2 separate regions of the Homo sapiens genome follow, and region 2 is linked to region 1. The links are chromatin loops, found by intact Hi-C in ENCODE. Cell type or tissue: gastrocnemius medialis. All regions are shown on one strand. Links, peaks and the distances in the headings refer to the core of each region. The heading gives the core; the rest is flanking DNA. Region 1 has its middle 12 kb from the start of BUB1B. Region 2 overlaps SRP14-DT (SRP14 divergent transcript).

Region 1 (16,072 bases), core at 2,621-10,620:
AGAAGCCAAGCAGATGCTGGCGCCATGCTTCCTGTGCAGCCTGCAGAATCTCTAGCTAATTAAACCTCTTTTCTTTATAAATTACCCAGCCTCAGGTATTTCTTGAGAGCAATGCAAAAATGGCCTAACACAGCTATAGAAGGCAGTGGGCATTCCAAGAGAAAAGGCTTTTTTTTTTCTTGCTAGCTCTGGTTCCCTTTGTTGTCAATGAGGAAGATGTGGCATTTGAGAGGCTGACTACTGCCAGCTGTGGGATGTGTGCCTGGAACAGACTCCCAACAATGAATATGAGTTACCTATGGCAGCTGACATGAGGAAGACCCCACTACACAGACGAGCATGAGAGAGGCCCATCCGTCTACCCACAGGCTGCGCCTTCCTCCTCAGTGGTAAACAAAGATATTGGACCAGTTGACCTCTTTCTAGCAGTCAAAGGCTCCAGTTAGCCTTGTTTTCTTCACTGGTGTAGAAAAGCTATGAGAATATGGGTTCTAACTCTTCATCCCTAGGACCTGGCCCGAGGCAGGTACTCAATCAATACTGGTTAACTGACTGATTGACAGTAATGAACAAAAGAGAATAGCTAGCACATGACCTTGTTGGACCAAGCACTCTAGGATGTCCACCATTCATTTGACAAACATTTCTTGAATATTTTGTGTCGGGTGCTGTGCCAGGCACCAGAGATATAAATATGAAAAAAGCACCAGTCTTATGCTCAAGAAAAACAAAACAATCTATGATATAACAGCTTATGAGCTATAGCCCCAGCAGGAGCCTGGAGTTAGGGGAACTTGAAAGAGGATGGGGGCCCTCCCACACCCAAGCATGGGGGCTGAGAGAACAAGAGAAAGGGAGGTTGGGATTGCTGCCAAGAGGGGTCTTTAAAAATGAGTAGGAGTTACTAAAAAGAGAGAAGGGGCTTTCCAGGTGGAGAGAATAGCACAGGAAGGACTAGGAGGCAGGAGAGTGAGAGTGCATTCGGCATCTGGGGAAGTGCAGGTGGTTGCAATGGCAGGAGCCTAGGAGAGTTGTGAGGACCTGAAATGAGACCCTGACTCACTGTGCCTGACAAGCAGCAGGTGGGGAGCAAACCCAGCCCCTTCAGTTTTGAGCCCAGGGCGGGCATCCAGCTGCATTGTCAAAGCAGGGGCTTATCCCACTGAGCTCTCAAGTTTCCCAGCTGTGGAACCACCTATTCCTCCCACTTCTGGGAAGGGCCTGCAGGTGAGAAGGGGGTGGGGCACAGAATGGGCACCTCACCCACCTGTATGCATTTCCTTCCTCTCCCCAGACAGGCTCTGGGATGCCAAACTGTTTTCAATCATTGGCTTTATTCTAATGAGCCCGTTAAGGCTGCCAGGACTCAGGGGGAACCGGCCCAGCTGGTCTGACTGGTTGGGCAGCACTTTGTAATTCCTGCTTCTCCCGGAGGGCTCCTATATCTCCTCTGTTCCACTCCTCAATGCTCCTAGCTTGGACATTGCCTGGGATATGCCAGGCTCATGGCCCTGGCTCCCCTTTGGCCAGTACTTATCAACCTGGCACTTCCTAGCAAGCCCCTAACCCCTTGAAGCCGTGATGAAGAGCACTGTGATGTTTTAACTTCTGCATCTTTCCTTTCCTCCCAGACCCATCTGTAGACAGGCAGTCCTATTGTCAGGCAAATTGCATTCATCCAAGGTCTTAAGAGTGGAGGGACTCTCCTCTTCCAGAGTTCACACCTCAGGGCAGCTCTACTCCACCAAGAGTCTTAGAGGGAATGTCTACTTGTCTTGGGCACTGGGGAGCATTGTGAACATTTAATGGGGATGGGATAGTCTGTCCCACAAAGCATGGGACAATCCCACACAACAATGCATTGTCCCACCCAAAATGGCAGTAATCCCCCTCCCACCCTTGAGAAACACAGTTGGGCCCACTCTAGTCACACACAGATGTGCGGTTTGTATAAACTCCATGAATGTGATTCTCAAACTTGATTGTGTAGATGAATCACCCGGGGATCTTGCTGAAAGGCAGATCCTGATTTCTAGGTCTGAGTGGGGCCTGAGATTCTCCGTTTCTAATGACCTTCCAGGCATCCTTCAGGCTGCTAGTTTGAGGCCCACAGGTTATGTAGCTAGGCCCCACAATACAAATGTGCTTGTATTTTCTTTTATGGAGGGGCATTGTCTTTTGGGGAAACTTTATCTGCAGAATTGGTTGAACTGGGAGTGCTACTGGCATCTACTGGGCAGAGGCCAGTTATTCTGTTAAACATTCTACAAGGGTCAGGGCAGCCCCTCACAACAAAGAATTCCCCAGCCCAATGTGTCAGTAATGCCGAAATTGAGACACCCTAGCTTAGGTGAAATTTCAAAACAATGTGAAATACATTTGTGGACAATCTTACTTCACTGCAAGTTGGGGACTCCAGCCACAAGGCTGTGAACATGTGTCATTGACTGAGGTTCTGGTCCCTCTAGGCATAAGCAAATTCAGCCAGTTAGGACTTAGAAGCACTGGCTCAGGTCCTGGTGAATAAACTGTGGTAGTAGGTGTGATCCTTCACAAGCCTCACACAGGCTCACGGTCTCATAGCTCACACAGTTTAAGAGATCAATATTTTTATTTATTTATTTATTTATTTATTTGGGACAGAGTCTCACTCTGTTGCCCAGGCTGCAGTGCAGTGGCGCAATCTCACTGAAAGTTCTGCCTCCCGGGTTCATGCCATTCTCCTGCCTCAGCCTCCTGAGTAGCTGAGACTACAGGCGCCCGACACCATGCCCGGCTAATTTTTTGTATTTTTAGTATAGACGGGGTTTCATCGTGTTAGCCAGGATGGTCTCGATCTCCTGACCTCACGATCTGCCCGCCTCGGCCTCCCAAAGTGCTGGGATTACAGGCGTCACCCGCCACGCCCGGCCGAGATCAAAATTTTTAAATAATCTAGGCTGATGGCCAGGCTCAGTGGCTAACGCCTGTAATCCCAGCACTTTGGCATGCCGAGGCAGGTGGATCACTTGAGCTCAGGAGTTCGAGACCAGCCTGGGCAACATGGCGAAACCCCGTCTCTATTAAAAATACAAAAATTGGGCCAGGTGCGAGGGCTCACGCCTGTAATCCCAGCACTTTAGGAGGCCGAGGCAGGCAGATCACGAGGTCAGGAGATCGAGACCATCCTGGCTAACACGGTGAAACCCCGTCTCTACTAAAAATACAAAAAATTAGCCAGGCATGGTGGTGGGCGCCTGTGGTCCCAGCAACTCGGGAGGCTGAGGGAGGAGAATGGCGAGAACCCAGGAGACGGAACCTGCAGTGAGCTGAGATGACGCCACTGCATTCCAGCCTGGGCAACAGAGTGAGACTCCCTCTAAAAAAAAAAAAGAAAAAAAAATACAAAAATTGGCTGGGCGTGGTGGCTCAGGCCTGCAATCCCAGCACTTTGGGAGGCTGAGGCAGGTGGATCACCTGACGTTGGGAGTTCGAGACCAGCCTGACCAACATGGAGAAACCCTGTCTCTACAAAAAATACAAAATTAGTTGGGTGCGGTGGCGCATGCCTGTAATCCCAGCTACCAGGGAGGCTGAGGCAGGAGAATCACTTGAACCTGGGAGGTGGAGGTTGTGGTGAGCCCAGATCGCACCATTGCACTCCAGCCTGGGCAACAAGAGCAAAACTCCGTCTAAAAAAAAAACCAAAAACAAAACACAACAACAACAATTAGCCGGGCATGGTGGCACGCGCCCGTAGTCCCAGTTACTTGGGAGGCTGAGGCAGGAGAATCACTTGAACCCAGCCAGGAGGTGGAGGATTCAGCAGAGGTTGCAGTGAGCAGAAATCAGGCCAGTGCACTCCTGCCTCAGCAACAGAGCAAGACTCTGCCTCAAAAAAAAAAAAAAAAAAAACCTAGGCTGGGTGTGGTGGCTCATGCCTGTAATTCCAGCACTTTGGGAAGTTGAGGCAGGTGGATTGCTTGTGTCCAGGAGGTCAAGACCAGCCTGGGAAATATGGCGAAACCCAATCCCTACAAAAACTAAAAAAATAGCTGGAGATGATGGCATGCACCTGTAGTCCCAGCTGCCCAGGAGACTGAGGTGGGAGGACCACTGGAACCCAGGAGGCCGAGGCTGCAGTGAGCTGAGATCACACCACTGCACTCCAGCCTGGGCGACAGAGTGAGACCCTGTCTCAAAATAAACAAATAAATAAAATAATAATAATCTATGTGGAGTAGCAGGATAACAGATAGAGGGATAGAACGGACGAGGTGCACATAGGTACATGTGGGTCTGCTTCATATTTTAGTTCTAGCCCTGGGTGGTAGTTTGTGTTTCTTATATTATTTTGAAATAAATAAATAATTAAACACAAATAAGCACAAAGATGGGCCAGGCCTGGATCAGTAAAAAGAGAGGATTATAGACCAAAGACTGTGGTTCATCCAATGTACCTGAGGTGTACAAAAAAGTGAATTACTCATGATGATGACTAGTAATAAATTAATACCATTCTACTCATGGCAAAAATATCTATGAGGGGGAGCGCACATGACAGGTTATGCAAAAAGGCAAAAGTATGCACCTTGGGAAGAATGCCACTCGCCTTGTGTGTGACTTTCTCCCCTGCATGCCGTGGCGGAGGAAGGGTCTGGAAGGTACAGGCTAAATGAAAAAGTGACAGGCTCTTCCCTCTTTTGTTCCATTTCAGCCATGCAGGGACCCTAAGGTCTGTCCCGTGGGGTATCACTGTGGAAGACAGATGGCCGCAGGCCACACACTGACAACCTGGCCAGAGGAGTCTCCCATCAGGTCCTCTGGCCACCCTGATTGGAGCAAAGCATGATTTTTTGCTCCACCCCTGCCCCAATGCCCCTCTGCAACACACAGCCTGGCTCGTTCATGTTCAGCTATTCTGCTAGACAGACATGAACAAACGAATGGCACTTTCTTTGGCACCTTTCTGTGCCCCCATAACTCCCCACTGTCCTTATGTCACCTACATTCCAGTTACTCAGGCTCCCTGTCTCCTGTTGCAGGATCTCAACGAGTCCCAGAGTAACTGGACGGTATATCTCACTTCAGACTTTCCTATCCACATTAAAGCTTCTCTCTCTACGCTTCACTCCCTCAAGAAAATTCACTCTAAGACCTGCTAATCATAACACCAGAGATTTTTCCTCAGTGATGCTGATGGAATTCTTATTTGAATAACGTCCTCATATGGTGCATATACAATTTAACAGAGAATATCTGGATAGCTAATGCCTCAAACCAAATAAATAACTCCAGAAATGGGAGTTCTGTGGTTCACGGTGGGAGTTAAAAATCACCAAATGTCAGAGCGAGAAGGGGTCTTGGAGATGTTCTAGTGCAACTCTCCCAATTGACAGATGAAGTACCCAGGTTCAGAAAAGTTATTTGCCCAAGGTCACCCAGTGTATTAGGATAGAGAGCACAACCCAACTCCTATTCCTTTATTTAGTCAATCAGTTGCTCAGTCAACAAATCTTTATTGAGCATTTGTGGGGTTTTTTGTTTTTGTTTTGTTTTGTTGGAGACAGGGTCTTGCTCTGTTGCGCAGGCTGGAGTGCAGTGGCATGATCATGGCTCACTGCAAAGTCTACCTCCCAAACTCAGGTGATGCTCCTGCCTCAGCCTCCCGAGTAGCTAGGGCCACAGATGCACACCACCATTGCAGGCTTTTTTTTTTTTTTTTTCTGTAGAGACAGGGTCTTGCTATGTTGCACAGGGTGATGTTGACTGCCAGGCCTCAAGCAATTCTCCTGCAACAGCCTCCCAAAGTGCTGGGATTACAGGCATAAGCCACCGCGCCTTGCCCTTATTGAGCATTTGTTATTGTTATTTTATGTCAGGCACTAACTGGGCAAGGGATCACAAATACAAACAAGACAGAATTTCTGTCCCCAAGTAGCCCCTGGTCTAGTGGGTGAGGACAGCCTTGTGTGGAAAGATAATTGCAACACAGTGGGGTCAGAGACTTAGCAGGAGTATCATATGAAGCCGGGGCACGTGGAGGAGGGAGAGAGAAATGCTAAGGTGGCTGTGGAAGATTTCCAGAGGAGTCTTCTGACTGTGTCTAGGGTTTGTCTCTACACCTTGTGGTCTTGATCATTCTCACTAAAGTGGGGAACTGGGCATGAGGTAGTTTTAGGGACAGTGTATCCCTAAAACCTATCTCTGGGTACAGACACGGCTCTCCACCAGCTTGTCTCAGTTTCTGTTCACTGTCACATTGTACACAGGCTGCCTCCCCAGCCTTCGGAAGCTTCACTGCAGCTGTTAGTATTCATGGCCTGCCCAAAACCAATTCTCCCTGCTCTCCTTTGTTAACAGAGTGAGTGGTTGGGATGGCAATGTGCCAGGAGTGCCCCGAGCAATGAGTCATGATTTGCCCAACTCAGTCATGACAAATGTGTTCCCCGATTTCTCGGCCTCCCTTGCATCCAGGAGTAGTCCTGTGATCCAGGTATGACCCAAATGGAAGTCTGGAGAAGACTGGGGCAGAAGAGACATGGTTGGCATGGCCCTTTTGCCCTTCTTCCTACTTTGAAGATAGGTGGAATGTCTAGAGCTGGGCAGCATCTTGTGGCCATGAGGTGAAGGCAGAAAGACAAAAGCCAACAGGTTAAGGGAAAGGAGAGTGGAAAGGGAGAGCCTGGCTTTATGACAGCATCATGGAGCTTTTGCACCATCCTGGAACTACCACCCCCAGACTTCTCATAATGTGGATAAAAAGACCTATTTGCTTAAGCCACTGTTTGTAAGGCTCGCTGTTATGGAAGCCAGATTCATTTCTAACGGAGACACCATCTGTATCATCAGGGTCCTAGCAGGAAACCAATGATTCACTGTCCGTGAAATAAATAAATGAAGGGAAAATTTACTATGGAAGGGATGGGATTAAAGGGAACAAACATGGATAGTGAAGAACTTAGAAACTGGCAACAAGGGGAAGCTGCTACCCCTAGTTCTGATGGGAAGAGAGTTAAGATTTGCTCCTGGAGCCCATTGAGAGACTACAGCAATGAGAGAGCCTGACAAAAGCTGTGTCAGGAAGGCAGCCACTGGCAAGCATGGCACCACGGGAGCGTTAATGACCAGTCTCCCCTCCCGCCTTCTGATGTCCTGCCAGGGACCCCCACTGGCCAAACCAACTGGAAGTCAGAGGAGAAAAGAAATGATGGGCACAGTGCTTCCAGGACACTGTTGAGAGAAGAGCGGAGGGTAAATCAGGTGGGGCAAGTGGGGAAGACACAGCACACCAACCAGTGCATGTTTCTAACTCACATCCTTGCTGTGGGGTGATGCTATTGATAACAATGGGTTTGCTTTGTAAGATGGCCCCAGGACTAGAATCTTGTTCCTTCACCACCCGCACGGATAATAAGGAGTCTGTAAGTCATCCGGTGTTCCTTATTTCACTTGACTGCTAGGAAGTTAGATGTGAAAAATTGCACATGGCTATAATAATGACCCCCAATTCACATTTTCTGGAATAACTGTCACCCCATTTTTATTATGTGCCTCTTATTCATTTATGCTTGTTTGAATGATTCTGTCATTTCTTTTTCATTTGCTGTAAATTGTCTCATTCTTTTTGGAAATAATTGGAGTGTAAACAGTAAATCTTAACATAGCGATATCAGTTAGGATTAGGTTTGGCTGTGGTAGACAGACAGACAAAATAACCATGGCTTCAATAAAACAAAGGCCAACTCTCTCTTAAGTGAATGTCTGCAGGTAGGCAGGCCTTGCCTGGCATGGTGGTTCTGCTCTACAAAGTCCTTAGGAGCGCAGTTCTCAAGGGTGCTCAACTGTCAGTTGCAATTTGGCCTTCTTCTCAACTATCTGCCACGACCAGCCAAAAGCTCAGTGGAGGACTCTTCAGCTAAGCAGAGGCACCAGCCCCGGTCCTCACCCACCATCTTGACTTGGGCATTGTCACACCTGCTGCAGTAAGAGCCCTCCCGGAGGCCTAGGGACCCTCTGGAAACTTGGAACATAGGAACATTTCAGGTGTGGAATAAAGTTAGCCTCCCACCTTGGAGAGCAGTGTGTGATGGTGAAGAGAGACAGGGAAGTTGAGGCCCCAATTAGCATACATGAAAGGAGGAAAATGTGGCTCATTCAGAGGTGTCTTAGTCTGTTTGCTGCTACTATAACAGAATACCACAAACTGGGTAACTTATAAAGAAGTTTATCTGCTTTGTGGTTCTAGAGCCTGGGAAGTCCAAGAGCATAGGGCTCTTGGTTGGGTCTTGGCATCTGGTTAGGTCTTTCATGCTGTATCATCCCATGGTAGAAGGTGGAAATGAGAACCTGAGACAGAGGAGATGGGGCTGAACCTATCATTTCACCAGGAAACCACTCCCATGATGATGAACCCACTTCCGAAGGTATTAATCTATGAATGAGACCAAAGCCCTCATGATCTAATCACCACTTAAAGGTCCCACATTTTAACACCATCACAAGGGCAATTAAATATCAACATGAGTTTTGGAGGGGACATTCAAACCATGGCAAGAGGCAAAGGCCCAGATTGAGATCCCATGGGAAGGCAAGTCTGGTATGTAATTCCCTGGGATATAACCTCGTCAGATACCTGTAACTGAAGTATGGTAGAGCTAGCCCGCAGGTAAAGAAAGGCAGCGTGCAACCATAGAAGTAGTCAATGAACAGTGTTATTGTAGTTTTAATTAAAATTAGTTAATTTACTTTGCCTTGGGGTAGTGTCCTGGCCTTCCCGAGTTCAGATTCAGCACTATACAGTCCTTGCTGCCTCCTCAGCCGCATCCCATGAGGGGAAAGTGTAACTTCATGGTGCAAATATTCTGGAAGTGGGTGCCCTGTCCCAAGCCCTGCTCCTTCCCAGCAAGGGGCTTTCAGTCAGCTTTAGAACAGGCCTGGCTGGAGCTTGGGTGCAGTCAAGGGGCATCTGCAGCCATCTCAGATGTTGAGTCAGCCCCAGAGTGCCTCCAGTTCCCTTCCCTACCCTTCTGGAGCTGCCCTGGGGCCAGGCTGAGCTTCTAGGGCTTCTAAGAAGAGTGATCTCCCCACAGGAACCCGATTCCTACCTGTACTTGATCCTGGAGGTATATCTAGAATGATTCGGAGCAGAGGAGCGGCAAAGAAGGAAGGCCCCACAGGGCCAGGACAGGGGCTCAGCAACCCCACCTCTTAGCCTTGGTGGTCAAAGTCTTGGAGTTACACTGGGGTGACCATAGAAATATTGTCTGAAACAGGATAGTTTGGGTAGTGAAAGGGGAACCTCTAATAGTTATGCTCAGATAAAAGTTATATATTATGTAATGGGACCGTCCTAAGCAAATCCAGACACATGGCCTGTCTAAGTTTTGGGGGGCGGTATCCATCGGACCCCACTCTTGCTGGCCTTCCATCACTCTAGGGATGGGGTCACACTCCAGGTTAATTTCCACCATTCTCAGCAGCCAAGTGCCCCGGCCTTCCTTCTGGTTCTGCTCCTTGGGGACTGGATCTCCAGGCACACAGCCCTGCCTACTGGCCTCTGAGAATGGCCTGAAAGCTGATCAACCAGCCTTCCTCACCCCTGACCCTCCACCCCAGGCAGAAGCTGTACCCCTTTTCTCTTTATCCCTGCTGCCTTGCTGAGGGCTTCGAGGCGGGTTTCTACAGGGACTGGGGAGCAGTCTATACTAGGGGTCTAAGCTCCAGAGTAAGGGGAGCACGATGCCAGAGTTTGAGTTTGGGGTGTTTCCTTACCATAAAGAGAAAGTGTTGGGCCACAAGAAGGGCCTACGAACTCTAAAATCCCATGATTCTCTGATCCGGCCCGTGATGGTTAACACCGAGTGTCAACTTGGCTGGATTGAAGGATGCAATATTGATCCTGGATGTGTCTGTGAGGGTGTTGCCAAAGGAGATTAACATTTGAGTCAGTGGGCTGGGGAAGGCAGAGCCACCCTTAATTGGGTGGGCACCATCTAATCGGCTGCCGGTGAATATAAAGCAGGCAGAAAAAAGTGAAGCAGCGAGATGGGCCCAGCCTCCCAGCCTCCATCTTTTGCCCGTGCTGGATGCTTATGGCCCTCGAACATCAGACTCTAAGTTCTTCATTTTTGGGACTTGGACTGGCTCTCCTTGCTCCTCAGCTGGTAGACAGCCCATTGTGGGACCTTGTGATTATGGAAGTTAATACTTAATAAACTCCCCTCTCTCTATATGTGTATACATATATAACACACACATATATATCTCTCTCCTTATTAGTTCTGTCCCTCTAAAAGAACCCTGATGAATACACTGCTCTGTGCAGATACTGAGTGAGGGGCCTGACTTAGCCCTGCATCAGGGAGGTTTTTAGATTTAAGATTGTACCCAAATCTATACCCATCAAAGCAGACCTGATTGAAAAGAAGCAGGCAGAGCCCTCTACTTAGAAATGACAAGAATTCAAGACAAGTCATAATGAGTCATGCTCTTGCTTGCTGCTCGGCCCTCTCTGCATTGCCCTTTGTAAGAAGAGTCCACACCTGAACCGGTACTCAGGGCCTATTTCTCCGAGGTGCCCCACAGCCAATCCTGGGCCTTCTTTGCCTACAGTAAAACACCCACATTGCCCATGCCAAGACTGGGCCATGTCTCTTCCCCTTCAGCAATTGCCATCAGAATAAAGCGAAAAAAAGAAAGGATCCCAGTAGCGTATTCTTCTGGGTTGCATGGACACTGGCTTCATCTACACTTCTCTGAGTTTTGGTGTAGCCCAACTCTCTCTCTTACCAAATGGCCTTACTCACTAAATCTGTCAAGTGTCTACCAAAATCATGCATTTTTTATTGAAACCGGTGAAATTCTTCCTCTGTTGTCTTTCCACCACCCTTTGGGCACTGCTCACCTTCTCCCCCATGCTGTTTTGTATGGATTTTAAGCCAAAGGAAGACAGGGACCTTGTCTTGGTCATCTCTGATTCCCCTACCATGATAGTCAAATAGCCTTGATAATCAAAATGTAGTTTTCTGTGTAACAAGATCTCCGGGCAATTCATTAGGGTTTGAGCAGCACTGTACTAGGCACTCAGCACAGTGCTCTTCAAGTGTTTGGCCGAGCCAGGGAAGTGGGTATGGTTAAAGGCAATGCAGATGGTTAGTGGCAATGCACTTTTTTCTTTTTTGAGACAGAGGCTTGCTCTGTTGCCCAGGATGGAGTGCAGCGGTGCACTCATGCCTCACTGCAGCTTCGACTTCCTGGGATTGAGAGATCCTCCTGTCTTGGCCTCTGAAGTAGCTGGGACTACAGGCACACGCCACCAGGCCCAGCTACTTTATTTTTTATTTTTTGTAGAGACAGGGTCTCACTATGTCACCCAGGCTGGTCTTGAACTCCTGAGCTCAAGTGATCCTCCTATCTTGGTCTCCCAAAGTGCTGGGATTATAGGCGTGAGCCTCTGTGCTCAGCTGGATCAATTGTTTTTTAATATCCAATTTTGTTGCCTCTGTTGACCTTTTGTGTGTGTGTGTGTGTGTGTGTGTGCGTGCGTGTGAGAGAGAGACAGCATCTTGATCTCTTACCTAGGCTGGAGTGCAGTGGCACAATCACGGGTCACGGCAGCCTCAACCTCCTGGGCTCAAGCAATCCTCTTGCCTCAGCCTCCCAAGTAGCTGGGACTACAGGAATACACCACCATGCCTGACTAGTTTATTTTTTATTTTTTGTAGAGACTGGGTCTTGCTGTGTTATCCAGGCTGGTCTCGTACTCCTGGCCTCAAGCAGCCCTCTCACCTCAGCGTCCCAAAGTGCTGGGATTATAAGCGTGAGCCACCACATGCAGCCTCTAGTAGCTTTTTAGCTATACCTCTTTGTTTTATTTTTAATAATTGCTCTAGGGATCATAGTGTGCATCTTTAACTTGTTAGAGTTTATTTTGGGTCTACATTATACCACTTCACAAATAATTTAAGAAAATTCCATTTTACTTCCATTTGCCCCTTCCATCCTTTGACTATTATCTATTCTACTTGTGTGCATGTAATAAGTCCCATAATATATGGTTGTTATTTGTGTTTTTAAAAGCCAATTGTCATTCAAAATAAATTAAAATAGTCTTCTATATTTACCCACATACTTACCATTTGCAATGCTCTTCATTCCTTCTGGTAGATCTGAGCCTCCAACTGCTATCATGCTATCTTTTCTCACTAGCCTGAAGAACTCCCTTTAGTATTTCTTTCTTTTCTCTTTTTCTTTCTTTCTTTCTTTCTTTCTTTCTTTCTTTCTTTCTTTCTTTCTTTCTTTTCTTTCTTTCTTTTTTCTTTCTTTCTTTCTTTCCTTCCTTCCTTCCTTTCTTCTTTCTTTTCTCTCTCTCTCTCTTTCTTTCTTTTTTTTTTTTTTGCTTGCTTGTTTCTTGTGATGGAGTCTCCCTACGTTGCCCAAGTTGATCTTGAACTTCTAGGCTCAAGTGATCCTCCTGCCACAGCCTTCCCAGTAGCTGGGACTACAATTGCACCCAGCTTTTTTAGTATTTCTTGAAGTACATGTCTGTTGAAAATTATTTCCCTTAGCTGTTGTTTATCTAAACATATCTTTATTTCTGTTTCATTTGTGAAAGCTATTTTTCTTGGACAGAGAATTCTATATTTTCTGGTTTTCTTTTCATGTATGTCATTTTATTGTCTTCTGGTTTGCATTGTTTTTAAAGAGAAGTTAGGCATCATTTTTATCATTGTAATGTTCCTTTTTTCTCTGGCTGCTTTTAAGATTTTCATTTTATCTTTGGTTCAACAACTTGACTGTGATGTGTCTAGATGTGTTTTTCTTTGTATTTACCCCACTTGGGGTTTGACGACCTTTTAAAATCTGTAGGTCTGCCAGGTGCGGTGGCTCATGTCTGTAATCCCAGCACTTTGGGAGGCCAAGGTGGGCAGATCACTTGAGGTCAGGAGTTCGAGACCAGCCTTGCCAACGTGGTGAAACCCCGTCTCTACTAGAGATACAAAAATTAGCTGGACATGGTGGCGCACACCTGTAGTCCCAGCTACTTGGGAGGCTCAGACAGGAGAATCGCTTGAACATGGGAGGTGGAGGTTGCATTGAACTGAGATTGCGCCACTGCACTCCAGCCTGGCTGACAGAGTGAGACTCTGTCTCAAAAAAAAAAAAAAAATTAGTTTAAATCTGTAGGTTGATCCTTTTTGTTACATTTTAAATTTTTCACTATTATTTCTTCCTGTAGAAAAACAATTGGTGCTATTTGTTCTCTTTCTGAGACTGCAATTACACAAATCTTAGGACAGCTGCTGTTATCCCACAGGTCACTGTACTGTGGTCATTAATTTTTTTCTCTCTTTTTATCAGTTTGGATACTTTTGATTGGCTTGTCTTTAAGTTCATTGATGCTTTTTCTGTGGTGTCCAATTTGCTATTAAGCTCATCCAATGAATTTTATATATATATATATATATATATATATATATATATATATTTAGTTCATATATATATATATATTTAGTTGTAGAATTTCCATTTGGTTCTTTTTTAGAGTTTACATTTCTTTACTAAAATAACCCTCTCTTCAACCATCATAGCTATCTTTTCCTGTGAACTTTAACATATTCATATTAATCGTTTTAAAGCTTTTGTCTGCTAACTCCAATAACTGGATCATGTGTGGATCTGCTTCTCTATTTTCTCTTGATTATGGATCACATGCTTCTTTTCCTTACTCTCCTGTTTCTCAAAACTGTATTCCAGAAATTTTGTATAAAAGAACAGTAGAAATGAAAATATATCTTTTTGTTTACTTCTCAGAAATTGCAGTTCCTTTCCCCTGTCTGGTGGTTAGGTTGAAGCTGATCACTGGGACTCCTCGGACAGTGGAATTGAGGTAAGGCTGCACTGCAGCTTTAATTAGATTGTGTTCACCTGTAAGTAGCCCAATCCCAAGCTTCTGCCTCCTTTTCAAGTTGTCAGTAATTGAGCTGGGTGGGGGTAGCGTACAGATTCAGATCATTTTGATTCAACTTTGGACTCTACTCCAGCAGGGCCCCAGAATCTAAGCAGGACCGTGTCATTACTCTCTGCTTTCCAGCCCCTTCTCCAGTGCCACAGTTGTGGCAAAGTTCAGGAATGGGGGTGGGTGGAGAACAGAGAATTATCGGCCTAAATGACCTGCTTTTATATTGGGCCTCTTCCAGATTGTCATCTGTCTTGCCAGCCCATGCCGCAGCTCGCTGATTTCTTCTTATCCTTACAAAACCCCTGCCTATGGCATGTTTCTCCATCCACCTGTAGCCAGACCAGGCACATCCTCAGGTGTGAAAGCTGTGCTGACCTTCTGCTCATCTATAAAGGGCTTGTTTCTTTGTGGAATTCAACTCATCAAGGCCATGCCTGCACTGCTCAGTAGAAAAGCACGATTTTTATTTTTGTCTAGGTTTTTCTTGTTGATAGCATTGTAGCAAAGGCTTTTCATATATTTCTACATCCTAACCAGAAGCGGAGCTCTCCCAGATGTTAGAGGAGCAGTAAGGAGGTCAATGTGTCTGGAGCAGAATGAGTGAAAACAGGAAGAAGAGATGAAGCTGGAGAGGTGACCAGGAGTCAGTTCATGCTCAATCTCACAGGCCACTGGAAAGATTGGCTTTTACTTTGCATAAGATGGGAAGTGATGGCTTTTGAGCAGAAGAATGACAGGGTCTTGTATGGGTTTTAACAGGAGCACTGTGGCTGCCGGGATGAAAATAGTCTGTAAGAGGCAAGGGAAGCAATAGAGGGATCAGTTATTGCAACAATCCAGGGAAGGGATGGTGGTAGCTTAGATTGGTGTGGCCATGGTGGAGTGGTGAGTCTGAGTACATTTTGAAGGCAGAGACAGCAGCGTTTATTGACAGATGATATGTAAAGTATAGGGAAAGAAGAGGATGACTCTAAAGTTGTGGTCTGAACAAGCAGAAGGATGGAGTTTTCTTACTCAGATGGAAAGACTGAGGAGAGTCAATATCTTGGACCATTTGTGCTGCTATAATAAAGTACCACAGACTGGGTCACTGATGAAGAACCAAAGTTAACTTTCTGACAGTTCTGGAGTCTGGGAAGTCTAAGATGAAGGCGCTGGCACTTGGCAAGGGCCTTCTTGCTGCATCATTATATGGAGGAAGGCGGAGGGGCAAGAGAAAGCAAGAGTGGGTCAAACTTGCCCTTTTATAATGGCACCAGTTCTACCCATGAGGTTGGAACCCCCATGGCCTAATCACCTCTTAAAGGTCCTACCTCGTAAGACTGTTACAATGGCAACTGAATTTCGTGAGCTTTGGAGAAACATTCAAACCACAGCAAGTAGGTTTGTGGGAAGTACTCTTTCTTTTTTGTTTTTTTGAGACGGAGTCTCGCTCTGTCGCCCAGGCTGGAGTGCAGTGGTGCGATCTCAGCTCACTGCAAGCTCTGCCTCCTGGGTTCACGCCATTCTCCTGCCTCAGCCTCCCGAGTAGCTGGGACTACAGGCGCCCACCACCACGCCTGGCGAATTTTTTGTATTTTTAGTAGAGACGGGGTTTCACCGTATTAGCCAGGATGGTCTCGATCTCCTGACCTCGTGATCCGCCTGCCTCAGCCTCCCAAAGTGCTGGGATTACAGGCGTGAGCCACCGCGCAAGGCCAGTGGGAAGTACTCTTATTTTATTTTATTTTATTTTTAATTTTTAAATTTTTATTTATTTATGTATTTATTTATTTATTATTATTATACTTTAAGTTTTAGGGTACATGTGCACAACGTGCAGGTTTGTTACATATGTATACATGTGCCATTTTGGTGTGCTGCACCCATTAACTCGTCATTTAGCATTAGATATATCTCCTAATGCTATCCCTCCCCGCTCCCCCCCACCCGACAAAAGTCCCCAGCGTGTGATGTTCCCCTTCCTATGTCCATGTGTTCTCATTGTTCAATTCACACCTATGAGTGAGAACATGAAGTGTTTCGTTTTTTGTCCATGCGATAGTTTGCTGAGAATGATGGTTTCCAGCTTCATCCATGTCCCTACAAAGGACATGAACTCATCCTTTTTTATGGCTGCGTAGTATTCCA
Region 2 (16,072 bases), core at 4,957-12,956, 81 kb after region 1:
TGTAATCCCAGCATTTTGGGAGGCCAAGGCAGGAGGATTCCTCGAGCCCAGGAGTTTGAGACTAGCCTGGGCAACATGGTGAAACCTTGTGTCTACAAAAAATATATAAAAATTAGCTGGGCATGGTGGCACGTGCCTGTAGTCCCAGCTACTCGGGAGGCTGAGGTGGGAAATCACCTGAGCCCAGGGAGGTTGAGGCTGCAGTGAGCCATGATCGTGCCACTGAATTCCAGCCTGGGTGACAGAGTGAGACCCTGTCTCAAAAAACAAAAAAACCAAAAAAAAAAAAAAAAAAAAAAAAACAACAAAAAAAAGCATGCACATAAGTGGACTCACGCAGTTCAAACCCTTGTTCAAGGGTCAACTGTATTATCATTTGAAACTTTTTTTGTTTTTTTTTTGAGACAGGTCTCACTCTGTTGCCCAGGCTGCAATGGCACAATCATAGCTCACGGCAGCTTCGACCTCTTGGGTTCAAGCCGTCTTCCCTCCTCAGGGGAGGACGTCTAGCTTATTGAGCTAAACAGAACCTGGATCCTAAATCACCACGTTTCCATCTAGTGCTGGGAATACAGCTGTGAGCCAACATGGCCAGCCTGAAACATTTTTATTTTGCTAATTTTACGAGTGAAAAGGGACTTTCTTTTTCCTTCTTTCTCCTTCCTTCCTTCTTTCCTTCCTTCCTTCCTTCCTTCCTTCCTTCCTTCCTTCCTTCCTTCCCTCCATCCCTCCCTCCCTCCCTCCCTCCCTCTTTCTCTTTCTTTTTTTTTGACACAAGGTATCACTCTGTCGCCCAGGCTGGAGCATAGTGGCACGATCATGGCTCACTGCAGCCTTGACCTCCTGAGCTCCTGGGCTCAAACAGCCCGCCCCCTTCCGCCACCCCTCCACCGCCAAGTATCTGGGACTACAGGCGTGCACCAACACGCTTGCTAATTTTATTTTATTTTTTTTTTGAGATGGAGTCTTGCTCTTTCTCCCAGGCTGGAGTGCAGCGGCGCGATCTCGGCTCACTGCAAGCTCCGCCTCCCGGGTTCACGCCATTCTCCTGCCTCAGCCTCCCGAGCACAGTAGCTGGGACTACAGGCGCCAGCCACTATGTCTGGCTAATTTTTTTTTTTTTTTTTTTTTTTTTTGTATTTTTAGTAGAGACGGGCTTTCACCGTGTGTTAGCCAGGATGGTCTCTATCTCCTGACCTCGTGATCCGCTCGCCTCGGCCTCCCAAAGTGCTGGGATTACAGGCGTGAGCCACTGTGCCCTGCGCTAATTTTTTATTTTTTATTTTTTATTTTGTAGAGACCAGCTATGTTGCTCAAACTGGTCTAGAACTCCTGGGCTCAAGCGATCCTCCCACCTCTACCTCCCCATTCGCTGGGATTACAGCCATGAGCTACAATGTCCACCCAGAATGAGACATTTCATTGTTTAACTTTCACTTTCTTATTTTCTAAATTAGTAAGAAATATTTAAATACTTAATTGCCATTGTTTCTTCTGCGAGTTGTCTCTTCCTTAGTATTTGGCTGTTTTTAACTTTTGGAATTAGTATTTTATTGTCTACGAGAATTCTTTATAAACTGCTATTTGTCTTACAATTTCACTTCGAGTCACAAATTTTTTTCAATGCAGCCAAATCAAGCCTTCCTTTGTGACTTCTGTTGCATTTATGCTTATATAACTTTTCATATAAAAATGTTCAAGAAGGCTGGACGCAGTGGAATGCACTTGTGGTCCCAGCTACTTGAGAAGCTTAGTCAGGAGGATCACCTGAGCCCAGGAGTTTAAGGCTGTAGCACACCATGATCATGCCTGTGAATAGCCACTGCACTCTGGTCTGGGCAGCATGGCAAGACCCTGTCTTGACTATATATATATATATATATTTTTTTTTTCAAGTCTTTACCTATACATTCTTCTCGTTTCTTTCTTTTTAAATTGCTTCCTTTCAAAAATAATAATTATTTAGCCTAACTAGCACGTGTGAGGTAAGGAGCTACCTTAAGTTCTTCTTCCCCAACAGGTAGCCGGCTCCACGCACTGACCGCAGCTCTGAGGCTGACACTTCCCTGAAGACCCAGAGTGTGGATCGTCAGTCAGGACTTCCATCTTGCTCCCGCAGCCCTTCTGCATGAGTGAAGTCAAGTGAGCGTGAGGCCGTTCACCACTCTCCTGGTCTTTTCCATTTCTCACTTGGTGCTCCCCTCAGTAGCAGCACATGCCTCTAAGCCCCTGTGTATTCATTCTGCCAAGAAAGTCCCAGTGCTGTAGTGCCACGCGATTGGCCGAGATGGCTAAGATACCCCAACTCACTCAATTCCCTCCTTCTCCTATCACTAGACTGCAGGGGAACCATTTTCATTCCAATGGTGTTATTTTCCTGCCCCGTGTACCTCTTTCCCTTTCAGCTTTTACCCAGGATCTTGCCAGTCTTTCTTACTGGAAATTCCCGTCCTCAACCCCCTCCCCTTTGGGAGGTAGGAAGTCATTTTTGCTGACTCATTTGTCCTCTGCCCTTCTGCTGCCCCACGTTGCTTCCCCCTTTCTCCAGAGCCACTGGAGTCTTCTCCACAAGGTTTACTTTGCGGCCTTTATGGAAACCAGCCCCTCTACTCTTTTGGGATTTGGAGTTTCAGAGCGAGTTCCTGTTGGCTCCGGGCCCACTGTTCACCTGGGCTTCTGGCTTGCTTACGGTCCTACCTATTTATCAGAGGTGACAGCCTGCTGGCAGTCCTCAGAGCCCTCGCTTGCTCTCGGCACCTCCCCTGCCTGGGCTCCCACTTTGGTGGCATTTGAGGAGCCCTTCAGCCCCCACTGCACTGTGGGAGCCCCTTTCTGGGCTGGCCAAGGCCGGAGCCCACTCCCTCAGCTTGCAGGGAGGTGTGGAGGGAGAGGCACGAGTGGGAACCGGGGCTGCGTGCGGCCTTGTGGGCCAGCTGGAGTTCCAGGTGGGCGTGGGCTTGGTGGGCCCCGCACTCGGAGCAGCCAGCCAGCCCTGCTGGCCCCGGGCAATGGGGGACTTAGCACCCAGGCCAGCGGCTGCGGAGGGTGTACTCGGTCCCCCAGCAGTGCCGGCCCACCGGTGCTGTGCTCGATTTCTCGCTGGGCCTTAGCTGCCTTCCCGCGGGGCAGGGCTCGGGACCTGCAGCCCGCCATGCCTGAGCCTCCCACCCCCTCCGTAGGCTCCTGTGCGGCCCGAGCCTCCCCGACGAATGCCGCCCCCTTCTCCACGGCGCCCAGTCCCATCGACCACCCAAGGGCTGAGGAATGCGAGCGCACGGCGCAGGACTGGTAGGCAGCTCCACCTGCAGCCCCATTGCGGGATCCACTAGGTGAAACCAGCTGGGCTCCTGAGTCTGGTGGGGACGTGGAGAGTCTTTATATCTAGCTCAGGGATTGTAAACACACCAATCAGCACCCTGTGTTTAGCTCAAGGTTTGTGAGTGCACCAATCGACACTCTGTATCTAGCTGCTCTGGTGGGGCCTTGGAGAACCTGTGTGTGGAAACTCTGTACCTAACTAATCTAATGGGGACGTGGAGAACCTTTGTATCTAGCTCAGGGATTGTAAACGCACCAATCAGCGCCCTGACGAAACAGGCCACTCGGCTCTACCAATCAGCAGGATGTGGGTGGGGCCAGATAAGAGAATAAAAGCAGGCTGCCCAAGCCAGCATTGGCAACCCGCTCGGGTCCCCTTCCAGGCTGATAGAAGCTGTGTTCTTTCGGTCTTTGCAATAAATCTTGCTATTGCTCACTCTTTGGGTCCACGCTGCGTCTATGAGCTATAAGCTATAACACTCACCGCGAAGATCTGCAGCTTCACTCCTGAGACCACGAGCCCACCGGGAGGAACAAACAACTCCAGACGCGCTGCCTTAAGAGGTATAACACTCACCGCGAAGGTCTGCAGCTTCACTCCTAAGCCAGCGAGACCACAAACCCACCAGAAGGAAAAAACTCGGAACACGTGTGAACATCAGAAGGGACAGACTTCAGACGCGCTACCTTAAGAGCTGTAACACTCACCGCGAGGGTCCGCGGCTTCATTCTTGAAGTCAGTGAAACTAAGAACCCACCAATTCCGGACACATTTAGACTTGTTTCTCAGGTCGGGGGTGGCGCACGGTTGATTTCTGGCTGCCTTTAGTGCTGATTGCGAAAGCGAAGGCTTGAGACCAGGCGTGGTGGCTCACACCTGTAATCCCAAAACACTGAGAGGCCAAGGTGGGAGGATTGCTTGAATCCAGGAGCTGGAGCCCAGCCTAGGCAACATCATGAGGCCCCGTTGCTGGAAAAAAAAAAAAAAAAAAAAAAAAGGGAAGAGTTGGAGCCCTGGGCTTGTCCCTGGGCCTGGTGGGCTCTCTAGTGGGTGGAAACAGCAGGCAAGTCTTCTTTATTCTCAAGTCCTGCGGATCTTTTTTTTTTTTTTTGAGACGGAGTCTCGCTCTGTCCCCCAGGTTGGAGTGCAGTGGCGCCATCTTGGCTCACTGGAAGCTCCGCCTCCCAGGTTCACGCTATTCTCCTGCCTCAGCCTCCCGTGTAGCTGGGATTACAGGCACCCGCCACCACGCCCGGCTAATTTTTTGTATTTTTAGTAGAGACGGGGTTTCACCGTGTTAGCCAAGATGGTCTCGATCTCCTGACAGTGATCTGCCCGCCTCGGCCTCCCAAAGTGCTGGGATTACAGGCGTGGGCCACCGCGCCCAGCCTATCACTTTTAATAGAGAAGGAAAGAGGGGCGGAGGAGCGGATGGAGGAGTGATGTTAATGGGACATGCGCACTTCCCTAGCACTGCACTAGGGTGTCAGGGTACAGTTGATGCCTTGGGAGAACTGGAAACTCCTGATTTGGGAGAGTGATGGTATTGGCTGGGAGTGATTGTCATACATTCTGAACTCTGATGCCCGTTCTGAGACCCCTGGGATGCCAGGCTCTTCCCAGGGAATAGCGTTGACAGCTAAGCTGCTTCAACAGAAAGGCCACAGAGGCGACACATTCCCGTTTGTCCCCGGCCACTAGAAAGTGTTTCCAGGAGAAGCGGGTTATGAACAACCCATCACCTTCTTTCAGATGGGGTATTGTGGGAGCCCTAATGAGAGGTGCTAATGTTCTTCCAGCCCCAGGAGCTCTCTTTATCCCTGTCTCCCTCCGGGATCCTCCGAACAGTCTGCCTCCACAGGTGGCATTGGTAGGGAGGCCCCAAGCCAGGTGGTTAGCCGACTTCCGACCCACCTTGTGCCTCGGATCCCCCACCGCTCCGCTACGGCTTGATTTCAGGATAAGCCTCAGGAATGGACCTTTTGGGTGAGGGGGAGAGGAAAGAGACCGATTTCCTCGAGAGAGGTGGGGCAGGGGAGCAGCTGAGAGAAAGCTGCGCCGTCTGGAAAGGAAGCCAGAAAGGAAGACAGAGTCTCTTTGAGCTTTTCCCACCAAGCTCACAGGAAAATTGCAAAAACATCATTGGACTGGATCAGGATGCGAAGGGAGCAGCCAGGAAGGCGCGGCCTCTTTGAAGGCTCCCGCTCCGCGCGAGGCGTGGCTCCCGGAGGGGTACACCAGCTGGAGTGAGGAACAGGGCTCAACGCCCGCCCGCCCGACAGCCACAAGGGAACGGGTTGCGTTTTGTTTTGTTCCCAGTGGTCCCCAGGGCCGAAGGGGAATATAAGGAGATGCTGTTGAGCTGGCTAGAGGGGACGGGAGGCTCGAAGCGAGGCACGCAGTCAGGCACTCCTGACGAGAAGAAGCAAGACTTACACAAGGGCAAAGGCCTCCTACTGGAGAGATGAGACTAGTGAGGCCTGGGGACAGCTCCGAGGGCTGGGGAAGGTCAGTGTTGGCTTCAGGCGGGGGTATAACTAGACCTGGCTACTTATCTTGTGGGGCTCAGTGCAAAGTGAAAATACGGGCCCCTTATTAAATTATGAAGCGTTTGCTGGGTGTGGTGGCACGTGCCTGTAATCCCAGCATTTTGGGAGGCTGAGGTAGGAGGATCATTTAAGCCCAGGAGTTCAAGACCAGCCTGGGCAACATAGTGAGAGCCTGTCTCTACAAAAAATAAAAAATTAGGTCAGGCACAGTGGCACATGCTTGTAGTCCCAGCTACTCAGGAGGCCGAGGTGGGAGGATCACTTGATCCCAGGAAGCAGAGGTTGCAGTGAGCCAAAATTGCATCACTGCACTCCAGCCTGGGTGACAGAACAAGACCCTGTCTCAAAAAAATAAAATAAAAAATTAGTGGGCGTGGTGGTGCATGCCTGTGAGTTCCAGCTGCTAGGGAGGCTGAGGTGGGAGGATAGCCTGAACCCAGGAGGTGGAGGCTGCAGTGAGCCAAGAACATGCCACAGCACTCCAGCCTGGGTGACAGAGCAAGACCCTGTCTCAAAAAAGACATATATATATTGCGGCAACAGAGTTTTAAACCAAATGCAAGGCCCTTCTAAGCATTGGGCCCTGTGCTACTGACTACCCAGGTCAAGGTGTGAGGTTACCCAGTATGAAGGGTCTCCAACCTACTTCATTAAAGGCCACCAAAAGGAAGAGTCCAGATGAAGGCCAGGGGAGAAAAAAAAATCAGACTCCTTGAGGAGTCTTTTGGTTTTAAAAAATATTGGGGAAAAATAGAGTCTCCATTAACAGCATGTTTTTAACTTTTAAACAGACCTTCACATCTCTGGAACCATATAACAAAGGTGACAATTTTATGAGCCAAGTTATGCATGGCACATTTTATGTGCCTAAACGACCTAAGTGATTTTTGTAGGTCCTTCAAGGACAATAAAAAAGTATTGTAGAGGAAAAGATTTGTATATATTTATATTTCGCCACCAAATGTCAATATTTCTTTTATAAAAATTCATCCCTCCTACCATGCCTCTTATCTGTTCAAAATGTTTGGACATTTCACTTCCCTAGTCTAGGCCAGTTTTTAATTTTAATTTTTTTAACTTTTTAAATTTTTGAGACAGGGTCTCGCTCTGTTGCCCAGGCTGGAGTGCAGCGGCGCAATCTCGGCTCATTGCAACCTTTGCCTCCCAGGCTCAAGCGACCATCCCACCTCAGCCTCTCGAGTAGCTGGGTCTACAGGCATGCACCACCATTAGCCCAGCTAATTTTTTAAATTTTTGTAAATACAGGGGTCTCCTTATATTGTCCAGGCTGGTCTTGAACTCCTGAGCTCAAGTGATCCTCCAGCCTCGGCCTCCCAAAATGTTGGGATTACAGGAGTGAGCCACCATGCCTGGCTCCAGGCCAGTTTTGTTTGTCACCTGACACTGTGTCCTCTTTCAGTTTGGAGACCACAACTCCGCAGGGTTGTTGGGTTAGTGTCCTTTGGTGGGCCACACATTTCCCCAGCCCCCCAAGCCCCAACCCACCCCACTCAGTTAGCCAGTTGGTATTATACATGTATTAGAACTTTCTCTGAGAACAGAGCTCACAAAAAAGTAAAGATCTGAGAGCTTCTGGAGGGGGACAAGGGAAACTCAGGGCAGGTGCAGAAGCTGGTGCCGGGGTAAGGGCCCCAGCTGCCATTCCTCTGCTCTCCCGTGTTTCCAGTGCCCCCTCACCCCTGTGTCAGCTTCCTCCCCGGGGAAGTGGGGTTGGGTGGGGATTACCACTGCCTACTGGGATGGGCGCCGGCTTCATCTGCAGGGATTATCAGGCCTGGTGGAGCTGGCTCCAGCAGCCACAGCCCTCAGGGCCTGACCTCCCCTGCTCTCCACCTGTGACCTCAGAGAGCAGGGGCTGTCACTCTGGGTATGTGGCCTGGTGTTTTCTCTCCTCTGTGGGGTTTTTTGGACCTCTCAGTATCTCTCTCAGAGAGATACTGACCATCCCCTAAAATTTGGAGACTGCCCAGTGGTGTGATTTGTCTTCCAGCAGTCAAGCCAAAGAAACCTTTGCTCAGCAAGACTGGGTCCATGGAGCTCCTTAGCGTTGGAGGAGCCATCAGCTCCAGATGGAGCCGTTACCTTGCCCTGAGGACGTTATGCCACAGCCCATCGCCCAGGGGAGAGGGACCCAGAGAGCCTGGGAGGAGCAGTAAACCCAAAAAGCAAGAAATGCCCTTTCCCCCAGGCAAGCCCCGCTTGCAAACCCTGACTCGAACAACTTCTTAGCAGGGACGCAGTGAGCCCTCAGGTGGTCCCTGCCACCCGGCCAATCCCCCTGCAGGGTGGAGCTGCCGAGCCAGAGCAGAGCCCAGGCCCACAAAGGTTTCTGAGAAACAGGGGAAGAAAGACCCTGTCCTCCATCTGGACACCAGAAATGAGGCTTGCTTCACCTGTTCTTCCTGCTGACCAACACCAGCCTGGCTCAGCAGCCTCCCTCTGTCCTGGAGTGGTGGGAGTGCCGGGGGCAGGGGCGTCACAGCTGCATCCCCCAGCCCAACCCTCAGCCTCCCCCTACCCCACCCCCGCTCTGCACCCAGTCTGTGGGGCCACAGAGCAGCCTCAGAGGCAGCCTGGGACAGGAAGAGGCCTGACCAGGGACAATCCCCTGGGGAGAACCAAAAGGGCCTAGGGACTGAGTGCCTGACAAGCGGCCCTGCCACACTGGCAGTGAAGGCGGTGGCAGGGAGCACAGCCGCGGTGGCAGCCGGCGCCCAGGGCAGGCCTCGTGCCCTTGTGGCCAGGGTGACTGAATCTGCCAGCTGTGGGGCCCATTCGTGCCAAGTCTGCCCTGGCTCCGTCTGGTCGTAATCGATGCTGGCGCCAGGCCAGGCCCCCTGCCAGCTCCGGTCACACTCGGCTAACGCGAGAGGCCCAGCCCATTAACTCCTTGCCAAGGCCCATTGTCTGGGTCCTTGCCCGGTGGTTTATTTACTCCAGGGCTGGCCGGGCCAGGGCTGGGAGGCGACAGCGGGGTGGACTGCGGGTGGGGCAGTGGGGTGGGGGGTGGGGAGGGTTGGGGAGGCTTAGGCCTGAGGAGGGGGCTGAGAGCAGGAGTGGGGCAGGCAGGACGGTGGTTTCCAGAGCCCAAGGGCAGGGCATGCTGTGAGGGTTTTTTGTGTTTTGTGTTTTTTTTTTGCTACATCAAAGATTCCTTGTATAGGCAGATGTACCTCCAGAGGCCCACCCAGTACCTTAGGGGTGAGAGAGGGCACTGGAGACACAAGACCTTAACTCCCCAGACAGCCGCCTTCAAAGCCCCTTAAATAATTTTTTTACATGACCTACCCTCTTGTATTTAAGTTGGCATTTGAAATTTTCCATCAGAAATTTAAATAGTTCCAAAGGATATCCTTTTTAGCATTTTATGAATATTTTTTCACTTTCTATATGCCTTTATTATATTTTATAGTCAAAAAATTCAAAGAAAAATGAATATTGATATTTTCAAATACAAATTGTATCTTTCTTTTAAATGTCCAATGGAATCTAAATGCCAGAGCAATTCTGTGTCCAACATTATCCATTAAAAAAAATAGGGGAACAAACGCTAATTAAACAGCTTAGAAGTTTACATTATTTCGTTCTCTCCAAGAACTTGTATTTCCATTTCACTCCTGTTACAGATTTTATGCTAATGTAAGGGTTTTTTTTTGTTTGTTTGTTTGTTTTTTTTTTGAGGCAGGGTTTTGCTCTGTTGCCCAGGCTGGAGTGCAGTGGTGTGATCCTGATTCACTGCAGCCTCAATCTCCTGGGCTCAGGTGATTCCCCCACCTCGGCCTTCTGAGTAGCTGGAACTACAGGCCTGCACCACCATGCCCTGCTAATTTTTGTATTTTTTGTAGAGACACAGTTTCACCATATTGCCCAGGCTGGTCTCCAATTCCTAGGCTCAAATGATCCGCCCACCTCGGCCTCCCAAAGTGTTGAGATTATAGGTGTGAGCCACAGCACCCAGCCTGTATTTATTTTTTATGCTTGAAAATCTTTTATTGGCTAGGCATGGTGGTTCATGACTGTAATCCCAGTACTTTGGGGAGGCTGAGGCAGGAGGATGGCTTGAGCCCAGGAGGTCAAGGCTGCAGTGAGCCATGATTGCACCACTGCACTCTAGCCTGACTAACAAAGGGAGAAGTTGTCTCAAAAAAAAAAAAAAAAAAAAGAAAGAAAGAAAAATCTTTGATTGATTATTGTATTAAATAAAATTTAAAGATTAAAACTTCTGGCCGGGACTGGTGGCTCACACCTGTAATCCCAACACTTTGGGAAGCCGAGGGGCAGATCACGAGGTCAAGAGGTCAAGACCATCCTGGCCAACATGGTGAAACCCTGTCTCTACTAAAAATACAAAAATTAGCTAGGCGTGATGGCACACACCTGTAGTCCCAGCTACTTGGGAGGCTGAGGCAGGAGAATCGCTTGAACCCGGGAGGTGGAGGTTGCAGAGAGCTGAAATTGCGCCTCTGCACTCCAGCCTGGGTAACAGAGCAAGACTCCTTCTCAAAAAAAAAAAAAAAAAAAAAAATTCCTCTGTTCCCAAAGCTGAGCATTAATTTTTTGGTTATGAGTTTAGTGTTAGAATAGTTTATATCCAATTGATCAGAGCAATGTAAATAATTACGAAATTTGATAAACAACTATTAAACATAAAAGGTAAATTTTTATTGGAAATGCATCTCTTAATAAAATAGTTGGGGTTGGGACAGGTTTTCTTCCCAATTAGTGTATGTATATGTGGATGACTTATTGCTAGACTCACACAAGGTTCAACATGAAGTTTACTCCCATGTTTAGTCTTTTGTAGGTTTAAACATTGAGAAACACTGTCCACATAAATAAATAAATGGAAGCCGATGAGTTTGTTATGAGGATGCCATTCAATTCTTTGAACTTCTTCCAAGTTATATGCCTAATAACATTATTATCAAAATGTTTTTTTATGATCCGCTGGCAATTTGATTAGTGCCTCTTTCAATTTTGCTGAAAGCAGAGCTGGAAACCACTTGACTTGCAGAAAGACTTGCTCCTCTGTCACTTGACCCCCAGGAGTCACTTTGTTTGATGCCTTGGAGATTTCTACCCCTAGGGCAGTGCCCCAGAGTGGGGGGTCACATGGGTGAGAGGGGCAGCTTTCTCTTGTAAAGCTGTCTTCCCCAGCAAATGGGAAAGGGGATGCCTTGTCTTGGATGCCTTTTTAGGAATATCGCTTTTAGGAAAAAGAGCATAGAAAAACTGAGGATCAGAAAATCGATTCTCCTCAAACTATCTTGATTCACAAACCCCTTTGGGCACCCCTGGGGGTATGTCACAATTTTATGAGTAAGAGACTGGAAATGTACCTGGGGGCCAGAACGTAAGTTTTGACTCCTCTGCTAGGAGTGAGCTCAAAAATGGATATGATTCAAATACATAGATGCCTGTGGCCAATATTCCGGATCTTCACAGTCCTCGGAATGCCCTGGCAGGGCTAAACTCCTTTTAGTCCAGTCCTCCTCAAGCTCAGACCTGCAACCTCTTCATTCTTACTGTGTATTGAGGGTTCCCTGAACTGAAGGAAGAAAGTGTCTGGAGGGTGGGAGAGACCGTGTGTGGCAGAGTTAGAAACATCAGTCTATCTCAGGGTCCTAGACAAGTGATCTCCACATAATCAGCAACAGATGGTCAGGCAGCACCTCCAAATATTTGTATCCTTATCAATCATATTTATGTGTGACTGCCAATCCATATGTCATGTGTATTAAGCTTTATTTTAGGTTTTTTTATTTTTTTGAGACGGAGTCTTGCTCTGTCACCCAGGCTGGGGTGTAGTGGCGCGATCTCGGCTCACTGCAACCTCTGCCTCCCGGGTTCAAGCGATGCTCATGCCTCAGCCTCCCAAGTAGCTGGGACTACAGGCACGCACCACCATGCCTGGATAATTTTTGGTAGAGACAGGATTTCACCACATTGGCCAGGCTGGTCTCGAACTCCTGACCTCAAATGATCCACCCACCTCAGCCTCCCAAAGTGCTGGGATTACAGGTGTGAGCCACCGTGCCCGGCCTGTATTCCCTATTCTTAATAGATTATCTTGTAAACCTTCTTTGTAGCCCATTTCTCTAGACTCAACAGCTTTCATTCCAGGTTGTTTTTAAAGCCCCAGTGGATGTGTGAAAGGGTGGTAATGGATGGCACTGAACCTCTGTTCTGGCCTTGGCAAAGGCATGTGCTCTGCCAGTGTTTACTAAGATTATGTGCCAGACACTGTGCTGGGTCCTAAGAATGTAAAAAGACACAATCTTTTGTTGTATCACAATGTAAGTGTAGTTAATACTACTGAACTGGACACAACAATGGTGAAGGTGGTAGATCTTATGTGTTTTTGACCAGAATTTTTTTTTTTTGAAGACACCATCTCTGCCCTTAAGGAGGTTGTGGCATAGTGGAGGAAACAGAGAATCCACTAATTCATTTACCTGGGAACTTTTAATTAATAGAGTGCCAATCATATTCTAGGCTGGTGCAGGTGCTGAGGATAAGCCTATAAGCAAACCAGGCACAATTAGTCTCTTATGGAGCTTACTGTCCATGGCCAGCAGGAAATGTGCACCTGCAGTGCCCAGTACAGAAACCACTAGCCACATGTAGTTGTTTACAATTAAATTAATTATGATTAAATACAATTTAACATAGTCTCTGCAGCCACAGTTGAAGTGCTCAGTAGCCACAGGCAGCTGGTGCCACTATAGAGGACAGCACAGCTAGAGAAGGTTTCCATCACTGCAGACAGCTCTTAGCGTGGTCAGTGTGCAGATGGATGAGCCAGATCGTCAAGTAGGGGGCCCTGCCAGTCTCTCCAGTGCCTTTGTGCCAGTTTCAAAAGGTTTTCTCTCTGGGCAGGTGCAACTTCTTGCCAAGGACGAGGCTTGTGGAGCAGGATATGGTTCTGGGCCTAGGAGAAGTCAAGGTGTAGAGAACAGGAGATGCAGATCACCACATGCTCACCAAGTCCCTGGAGTAAAGGACTCCAGACTCTGGAGTTGTCTGATCTCATCTCCCACGACACACTCCCATAGTGCACCACGTGCCCTGCTCATGCTGTTCTCTCAGCCTTCTTCCTTTTCCCATCTCTGTGCCTCCCAAATTCCCTTCAAGGCCCAGGTGAAATTCCACCCTTTTCCTCCTCAAAGCCTTCCCTGAACTGTTTATGAGGCTGATTAACATTTACTGAGCATAGCATTTGTACTACAGTATTTGTGCTATTGGTGGGAGCGTGGTGAGGCTGCAAGATGAAACAGGCCCTTAGACTTTCAATGTGGGTGGTTCTAACTCCCTGTCCTAAATTTGGGCCTTCACAGCCAAGTATATGCATCGTCAGTGCACATCCCCCAGGTGAAGACAGGCTCTAGAACTCTGCACACTTCCTCTTCCCACCCCGCGACTTCTGGCAAGTACTGCCTTACGTATCTTTGTCCCCACTTTTTTCCTCACTAAAAGATACCCAAAAAGGATTCTTTGAAGGTTTCTTGCCTCAATGATCCAACATGAGAAGTGGTGAGACCAACCCTTACCAGCTGACAATGACTTAATCATCTTCAGAGATTCTCAAAAGAAGCTGGAATGTAAATAGCCGCTCAGCTGGTATTGTTCTCAAAGAAGACTTAGATGTAGACAGTTCTCACTCTTCATATGCGTCAGAAAATCCGCTTCCTCTGGGTGAGTTTCAGAAGGGGTAAATGTTGTTGCTCAAATTCCAAAGTGATGAAGATGTGTCAACAAGATGCTTCCTGTGGAATCTCTGGCCAGCTGCCTCTTCAGCCCTGTAGACCCCCTTCTGAGCCCGGGCCCTGCCTGGAGTTAGGCTGCCATTTCCTCTCCTGTTTGCACAGATGGGGCCTTGGGCAGTCAGCCTGAGGAACTGTCCCTGTGCTAATGCTGGGGGCGCAACCCAATGAGAAGAGGACTGGCTTTGAAGTTGGGCCTGGGTTCAAATCCTGATTCTGCTACAGTCAGCCAAGTGACCCTGGGCAAATAACTGAAGACTTCTGAGCCATTGCCATGTTTGTAAAATGGATGGTAATACCTGCATCACAAGATTGTTGAGGGACCTAAATGATAATAAATCTCTAATGTATGGTTTAGGGCTAAGAGCCTGGCCCTGCCACTTACAAGCTGTGGAGTGTCAGGCAAGTTACTTAGATGTTCTATGTGTCTGTCACCTCCTCCCTAAGGGTTGAAAATAGTACAGGCCAATTTCTAGGGCCATTGTGAGGATTACTGAATGCCTGACTCATGATGAATGTTCAGTGAATATTGGCCTCCAGCAACTGGGGTAAGCAAGGTAGTTATTATAATCCCCACCCAGAGGGCCAGGGAGAGTCGCACATTTGCTGTGGGTGAAGCCTGGATGAGAACCCTGCGTCCTAGTCCTGGGCTGCAAATCAAGCCTCTGGCCACAGCCTCCTTCTGGCTGGCTCCCTGGGCCCACTTCCAGGCCCATGGAGCTGCTGAATAGGGGACAGCCCATCCCAGGAGCCAGGCTGCTGGCTTCACTGCCTTCCAGAGGGCCTGGGAAGCCTCTTCATGCCAGTCTGTGGCTTTGTCACTTGCCCCTGATGGAGTCTGCCCTCTCTGTGGGCAGTTTCCTCTCCCTACTCATGGCTGATGTTCACTTCCACGCCCAAAGGAGTGTCATTCTGCCCACTTGGCTGCTCAGGATCAGAGTGGCATGGGACAGTGCATGGAGCATTTTGGAGCCAGGGAGGAGGAAGAGGGCAGGCCTTGGCTATGCCTCTCAGCGATGCTGACAGCAGGAGGGTGGTTAATACAAAGCCAGGGCTTAGCTACAAGTCGGGAGGGCTGAGGAGACAGGAGCTAGAAGAAGTCAGGGAAAGAAGGAGACAGAGGCCAGGATTTGCACAGCTAAGAGAGACCTCCTCTCCTCTCTATTTTATAGATAAGGAAAATCATGACCATTTTGCCCAATGTTACGTCATGGTTTGTAGGAAAGATTTGGATGAGAATCTAGTCTCCGGAGTGCCTGCTCGACTTTCCTTCCAATACCCAAAGCTGCCCTCTCCTCCCACCCCGAACACTCAGTGTCTGGCAAGGCCCCTCCAACGCCAATATCACTGCCTCACTGTGGTCCATGGCCCGTGGGCCCTGGCTGGAGGAGGAGCTGGCGTGAGCAGGGGTACCCACTTGCCCAAGAGAGACCTTCAGGAGAGCCCATCATGCCCTGTGGCCTTGTGTCCCTAGACACCTCCAGAAGCCTGACACTGTTGTTCATCCTTCACCCCCAAGACTTTCACCCCCATGTAGCTCTATTCCCCTAATCTGACACAATCCCCCAGATCCTTTCACTCTGCTCTCGGGAACTTATGGTTTGTCATCAGCAAAATCTCCCCATCCACTCGACTTTCCCTTTGAACATTCCTTTCACCATCCTGTTCTACTGCAAACCTGCCTGACCCCCACACACAGCTTCCTTGCAGCCACCTCCTGTCTTGGCTCTGTTTTCTTCTTCCACATCAGTATGCCTGGAGGCAGCGAGTTGTCCTCCCTGCTTTCATGGCCACCTGTAGGTTTCTCCCCCTTCCTCCTCAGCCTAAGTCTGCATCTCCTTTGCAGCTATGCCATCAGACCAGACCATCCACCATCCCTTCTAGTATTTACCATACTCTAGGCCACTCCTGCTCATTCACAGATTTTAGTACCTGGCCCACGGTCTTCCTCTCCACCACCACTCCTCCATGCTTTTCCTAGACCTTAACATTAATTCATTCTTTTGTCCAGCACATGTTTCTGAGCACCTAATCTGTGCCAGGTATGTTCTTAGAAAAGAGTTTATAAGTGTAGACCAGAGAGAAAATGTCCCTGCCCTCAGATGCTTACATTCTGATGGCAGCAAGGATAATTAACCAATGAACCAGTCCTACGTAAAATAATGTTAGACAGAGGGGCTATGAAAGGAAAAGGCAGATGAAGGGGTAGTGGCAGGATGGGGAGCTGTTTAAGAGATGGTGGACAAGGAAGGTCATCCATGTAGATGTCCACCCAGCACCTCCCACTCTTGGTCTTTGGCCTCCTCACTCTCCACCTCTCGTTCTGCTGCCTGGGCCTCCCACTCCCATGGCCAGGGTTTTGCCTCAGCACTTCTGAACCCCCTGCTCCCTGACCACCCCTTCCTCGGCTCTCAGCTTAT

Evidence for each region. A loop is a pair of places that touch in the nucleus more often than their neighbours do. Peaks named below come from ENCODE experiments on the same cell type or tissue, not always from the same donor. Only the 100,000 strongest peaks of a DNase experiment are listed, where the experiment ranks them.
Region 2: it touches region 1 in a loop (5-fold over the local background); 6 of 110 quality-filtered maps call a loop at or near these places.

The regions. Positions count from the first base shown.
Region 1 is chr15:40,140,634-40,156,705 of GRCh38, reverse strand. No RefSeq gene overlaps it. Among named protein-coding and RNA genes, the nearest start is that of BUB1B, 12 kb to the left of the region's middle. In gastrocnemius medialis, for the core only: no CTCF peak of the experiment used is centred there; DNase peaks (open chromatin) are centred at 4,944, 5,995 and 6,365; H3K27ac peaks cover 1,725 bases.
Region 2 is chr15:40,061,969-40,078,040 of GRCh38, reverse strand. It overlaps SRP14-DT (SRP14 divergent transcript), which reads right to left. Exons shown (of 3, transcript NR_040060.1): 3 at 10,532-12,820. LOC105370787 (a long non-coding RNA gene) reads left to right here. Exons shown (of 3, transcript NR_188231.1): 3 at 2,021-3,754. Among named protein-coding and RNA genes, the nearest start is that of SRP14-DT, 31 kb to the right of the region's middle. RefSeq lists enhancers at 479-979, 8,110-8,229, 13,215-13,324, 13,735-13,844, 14,691-15,526 and silencers at 8,360-8,419, 9,538-9,721. In gastrocnemius medialis, for the core only: a CTCF peak has its summit at 5,788; a DNase peak (open chromatin) is centred at 8,720; H3K4me3 peaks cover 487 bases; H3K27ac peaks cover 2,076 bases.